Regions from separate parts of the Homo sapiens genome. Here region 1 is linked to region 2. The links are chromatin loops, found by intact Hi-C in ENCODE. Cell type or tissue: MCF 10A. All regions are shown on one strand. Each heading gives the region's core, and the rest is flanking DNA. Links, peaks and the distances in the headings are about the cores only. Region 1 has its middle 17 kb from the start of TRN-GTT2-4. Region 2 has its middle 11 kb from the start of LINC00398.

Region 1 (2,804 bases), core at 111-2,610, 100 kb before region 2:
CTCTGACAGGTTGGACCCTCTGGGGAGCAGATCTCAAGATCAAGTTATGAGTGCAAGAGGTGTGTTGGGAAGCGATGGTTGTAAAAGAATCCTGCAGTAGCACCAGGCACAAGTCTGTCCAGGGAGAGGAGGACTTCTACTCTCTACCAGCATCTCTCCTAAGTCCCCTTAGGGGACGGGGGCAAGGAAGTGCTGGGAAGGGCAGGGCATGGTTCCTGGCTAGGACTCCACCCCCCTGGGGCCTGTACCCACGGACCTAGGTGAAGACAGGCACTCCTGCCTTCTCGCCCAACGGTTGCGTTTCCCAAGATCATCCTGGCCTGCCACGCCCCCATCTACCTATTAAACTCCCCCACCTTCCCCAAACCCTAGCAGGCAGACACACATCGGTGGAAGAAGACAGGAGCGGCTGGACATTGAAAGGACGTCGAGAGGAGCACACCTGCACACCATCGACCAGCGGAACGAGGCAGAGTGTGGCTGGAGCAGTCGGAGGGAAGCCTGGGCCGCTGACTCCAGGGGAAAACCATCTCCTTTCTGGCTCCCCCCTCTGCTGGGAGATACTTTCACTGAATAAAACCTTGCACTCATTCTCCAAGCCCACCTGTGATCCGATTCTTCCTGTACACCAAGGCAAGAACCTGGGATACAGAAAGCCCTCTGTCCTTGTGATAAGGTAGAGGGTCTAACTGAGCTGGTTAACACAAGCTGCCTATAGACAGCGAAACTGAAAGAGCACACAATAGCACACACTCATTGGGGCTTCAGGAGCTGTAAATATCCACCCCTAGACGCTGCCATGGGGCGGGAGCCCCACAGCCTGCCCGTCTAGAGGTTTGAGCAGCGGGACACTGAAGAAGAGAGCCACACCCTCATCGCACGTCCTGCGAGGGAGACAAGGGAACTTTTCCGGTTTCACTTCTGCTTGGCTTGAGCTGGCACTGAAGCACCCTTTTCCCTCCTCACTGAGGGAGCAGAGGGGAAAAGCGGTAGAACTAACAGGCTAACAATGCTCCTCCGAAAATATATCGTATTTTTGGATCCCTAGAGATAGGTGATCACGGCAGCCGCGGAGTGCATTTGGGTCTCCTTTCAAGAAAGAACTTGCTGCTCAGCGTTGAAGAATGCAGTTGGCCAACAGCCTCCAGCTGCTCTGTCTTCAGCATCTGCCATGGCATCTGAGCTGAGGTCATGTTCTTCCTGGGAGGTCCCCAGCAGAAGGATCACGTGGAAGCTCCACAAGCTCCACAGATGTTCCAGGAGAGGAATAGGCAGCATTTGGAAGACATATCCTGCCATAACAGAGGGCATTTGCTAGTAGAGACAACAAACAGCAACAGCCAAGTAAACAAACACACAAGCACAAAGCACTTTCTCCCATTTCCCCTCATTGATCCTGTCCGGGTAGAAGCTGGGGAGGAAGTAGAATAGGGTGAGGCGGGGTGGGGCTGGGGGGCCTACACCTTCTTCCTTCCCCCGCAGGTCCTGTCCCTGGGCCAGGCTTGAACTAGGGGAATGGGAAAAGCTGTGAAGTGAATGAGAATTAGGAGTTTTTATTTAGACTGGACTTGAATTTTTTTTTTTTTTTTTTTTTTTTTGAGACAGAGCCTCGCTCTGTCACCCAGGCTGGAGTCCCGTGGCGCCATCTTGGCTCACTACAGCCTCTGCCTCCCGGGTTCAAGCGATCCTCCCACCACAGTCTCCTGAGTAGCCGGGATTACAGGTGCCTGCCACCATGCCCAGCTATTTTTTTTTTTTTTTGTATTTTTAGTAGAGACAGGGCGTCACCGTGTTGGCCAGGCTGGTCTCGAACTCCTGGCCTCAAGTGATCTGTCCGCCTCGGCCTCCCCAAGTGCTAGGATTATAGGAGTGAGCCACCACGCCTGGCCTGGACTTGAATTTTTAATTCCTAAAAATGAACTACCAGTTAAAATTTAAAAATGACCAAAAAAGCTATGGGATATGCTGATGTTTTGCTTTGGGGATAAGGAAAAGATATCTGGTTGAGCGGCATTGAAAACAGTGTAGGGAGAGAAAAACTCATTCCTGGCTCACCCTTTTGAGTCCCACTATCTCAATAATCTGATGTTATATGACACACACACACACACACGGAGGAATCCTGGAAGACTCCATATCAAGGTGGTGATGAAGGTGACCAGTGGGTGATAGGATTATAGGTGTGTGTTTATTTATTTATTTTAATTACCTTTTTTTAGAGACAGGGTCTCTGTCATCCAGGCTGCAGTGCAGTGGTGTGATCATGGCTCACTGCAGTCTTGCACTCCAGGGCTCAATCCTCCTGCCTCAGTCTCCTGAGTAGCTGGAGCTGCAGTCATGCACCAACGTGCCCAACTAATTTACTTTATTTTATTTTTTATTTTTTGTTAAGATGGAATCTCACTTTATTGCCTAGGCTGGTCTTAAACTCCTGGTTTCAAGCATTCCTCCTACCTCAGCCTCTCAAAGTGCTGGAATTACTGCACTTGGCCCTATTATATTTTTAAAAAATTTCAATAGTTTTAGGGGTAAAAGTGGCTTTGGTTACATAGATGAATTGTATAGTGATGAAGTCTGGATTTTTAGTGTACCCATCACCCAAATAGTGTACATTGTACCCAATGAGTAGTTTTTCATTCCTCACCCCCACACTGTCCCCACTTCTGAGTCTCCTGATGTCCATTATAGCACCCTGCTTTTGCGCACTTAGAGCTTACCTCCCACTTAGAAGTGAGAACATGTGGTAGTTGGTTTTCCCTTCCTGAGTTACTTCACTTAGGTCAGTGGCCTCCAATTTCATCTGA
Region 2 (2,804 bases), core at 218-2,717:
ATGTTAGCCAGGATGGTCTTGATCTCCTGACCTCGTGATCCGCCCGCCTCGGCCTCCCAAAGTGCTGAGATTACAGGCGTGAGCCACCATGCCCAGCCTGATCTTATGTTATTGTAGCTGTGTTATCACTGGGCTTTATTATGTTTCAAAAAAAAGATGTCATTTCTACCAAGTGCAAAAACAGCAAAGTGTATCTGCATTTTGCAGAGGCAGTTGGTGTGATAATGAGAGCGAGAGGAGATCTGGATGCAGGCAGGTCATGGTTTGAGCCAAGGAGGAGGCCCTGGGAAAAGCTCTGTCTGTTCAGATGCTCTGACCCCCATACCACACCCCTTTCCGGTCATCCAACTAAAGCATCCGTGTATGGGGGACCAGGCTGCCTCCGGTGCATATGTGCAGAACCCTGGGGTCAGGCAGGCGGGGTGCCAAGCCTCCAAGAAGGGTGGGGAGCCCTTGGGACCCGTGCTGGACGCCCTCGCTCCCGAGGGCCTGCTGGGGAGCCAGCAGGCTTCTGGATCTCATTAAGGCACAGCTGCCCTGCAGCCTGGACACCATATGCAGAGCATGGGCCTGGTTCCCATCACTTGAGTGTGGACTCTGCCTATAATCATCAGAAGGCACATTCCAGGTTTGCAGTTTAAGAGAAAAGTATACTTTTGTCCTCAATTGAGGAGCCATTCTGTTCAAAGTATTTAAGTGGTTTCCGAAGCTTAGCAACATTCCTCCTGTCTGCATCTGACCATGCAGTTTTGATTTTCAAGGTAGGCCAGCAGGATTCTTGGAGGGAACACGCCCCCCAACCCCCCATCTGAATCTGCCTGAGAGCTAACAAGTGCCAATGTGGCCAGATGAATGTGTGCTGCGCTATTTGTGATGGAGGTCCCCAGAGAGCCTTTGTGCTCTAGATCTTTATTGGAACACCCAGTAAATATTGGACTCAGGCTCCCCATTGTTTTAGTGTAGGGCTTAAATGCAGTCTCCTTCAGGCTGTCAATGTACCTTTGACCAAATTGCAGCTTGCATTCCCATACCAAATGTGGTTTCGCAGAACCCCAGCTCACTCTAACAGAACCAGCTGGGACCAGAGAGGGTCCTGGTTTGCTCTTTGTGTGCACAGCTGATTTCTCAAAGCACTAACTCACTTTTCTCTGTACATAAAGATGACACTGGGGACACCTGTCATCAGGGATCGGGGCATCAGCTGCACCCAGTCAGGCACCCACTCACCCACGTGAGACTTTCAAAGCCAGCTGGCTAAGGCTTGGGAGGTACCCCCAGGGCAAAAGGACAGCTTGTCGTTGAGTGAAGTGAACCGCCTTTAACATTTTTATAGGTTATAGCCTGCCTAGGCAGCAGCAACCAGCTATTTGATAACCAAGGGGGTGACCAGATTTCTACTGGCCAGATAACCAGAAAACTAAGGCTTCTGCATTACACCGCTTCATAAGAGAAAATAAGCATTTTAGCTACAGGGAAGCCCTGTTGTTTTTGAAAGCTGGAGGAGGTCCTCCTGCTGGCCATGGGCTTGGCTGGCCGTGGGCTAGGCTGACTCACAGTCAGAGAGCAGCCTTTGTGGCTGAGCTCAGCGGAACTCAGCGGACACCCGCACGGTGGCCCAGGGCCAGCAATAAACAAGTCAGGGCTGCTCCTGGCGCTCAGGAATCTGGGGTCAATTAGGGATCAATGGTGCCAGAGGATTTAAAACAATTGCAACCAGCCAGGCAGGCTCAGGCTGTATCAACAGTGAAATGCAGAATGTGCAGATACAATTGTACTATCCCTAAATTAAATTAACGTTCTACCCCTCGGCAAGGCATTTTTCTTAATAAGTGGGATTGCTCCTGGCCAAGCTTTAACCACTAGGGATGGCAATGACCGATGACCTAACTCGTCACTTAACCTTGGCCAAGGACACCAAAACCCTAGTCATTAGGGGACCCATCTGTGAACCTCTGTTGAACAATGAAGTCAAACCTAATCTGATTTCACCCACACCTTACATTTTTAAGCTGCAAATTTCCACAATTCTCTGACTGACAAGAACATGAGGTCTATTTGATAACCAAGGGCAATGACAGGATTTCTTTTGGCCAGATAACCAGAAAACGTAAGGCTTCTGTATTACATCGCTTCGTGAGAGAAAATAGGCATTTTAGCTCATCATTTCCTCTTGTCATTTCTCATTGTTGTGCCTACCTGGCACAATGTTAACTCTATAGAAAGGCTGACTTTTTAAAATTTTTGTGGGTACACAGTAGGTGTATATATTTATGGGTTACATGAGATATTTTGATACAGGAATGTCATACATAACAATCACAGCAGGGTAAATAGGGTATCCATCACCTCAAGTATTTATCCTTTGTGTTTCAAACAATCCAATTATATTCTTTTAATTATTTTAAAATGTATAATTAAATTATGTTTTACTATAGTCACCCTGTTGTGCTAGCAAATGCTAGGTCTTATTTCTTCTTTCTTTGTACCCATGAAAGGTTGAATTTTTAACTGCGGGCATCAGTGACTGCTAAGGATCCAGCAGAGAGGGCAGTTTGACTCAAAGAGGTGAAAAAAATCAGTGGGGTCTTTTGATCATCAGGAATCAGAAGCAACTGGAGGCAGGGACCCGGAAACCCAGGCAGGGCCACTCAGGAGAATGACAGAACCCTTCCAGGCCTCCATGCATGACAAGCTGGTATGCACACCATTTGGTTGGCTTCCTGGGTCAGAATGGGTCCTTTGTGTCCCTTCTACCATCTTTGACAGAACTGCCTTTGGTCCCCAGGCTCCAGCAATGTGGTCTG

The links. A loop is a pair of places that touch in the nucleus more often than their neighbours do. Peaks named below come from ENCODE experiments on the same cell type or tissue, not always from the same donor. Only the 100,000 strongest peaks of a DNase experiment are listed, where the experiment ranks them.
Region 1: a loop joins it to region 2, with 5 times the contacts of the local background. A loop is called at or near these places in 20 of 110 quality-filtered maps.

The regions. Positions count from the first base shown.
Region 1 is chr13:30,689,566-30,692,369 of GRCh38, forward strand. No RefSeq gene overlaps it. Among named protein-coding and RNA genes, the nearest start is that of TRN-GTT2-4, 17 kb to the left of the region's middle. RefSeq lists an enhancer at 842-931. In MCF 10A, for the core only: no CTCF peak of the experiment used is centred there; a DNase peak (open chromatin) is centred at 1,176.
Region 2 is chr13:30,791,198-30,794,001 of GRCh38, forward strand. No RefSeq gene overlaps it. Among named protein-coding and RNA genes, the nearest start is that of LINC00398, 11 kb to the right of the region's middle. RefSeq lists enhancers at 1-2,557, 1,435-1,729, 1,483-1,999 and a silencer at 1,435-1,729. In MCF 10A, for the core only: a CTCF peak has its summit at 1,525 (motif pointing left); a DNase peak (open chromatin) is centred at 1,594.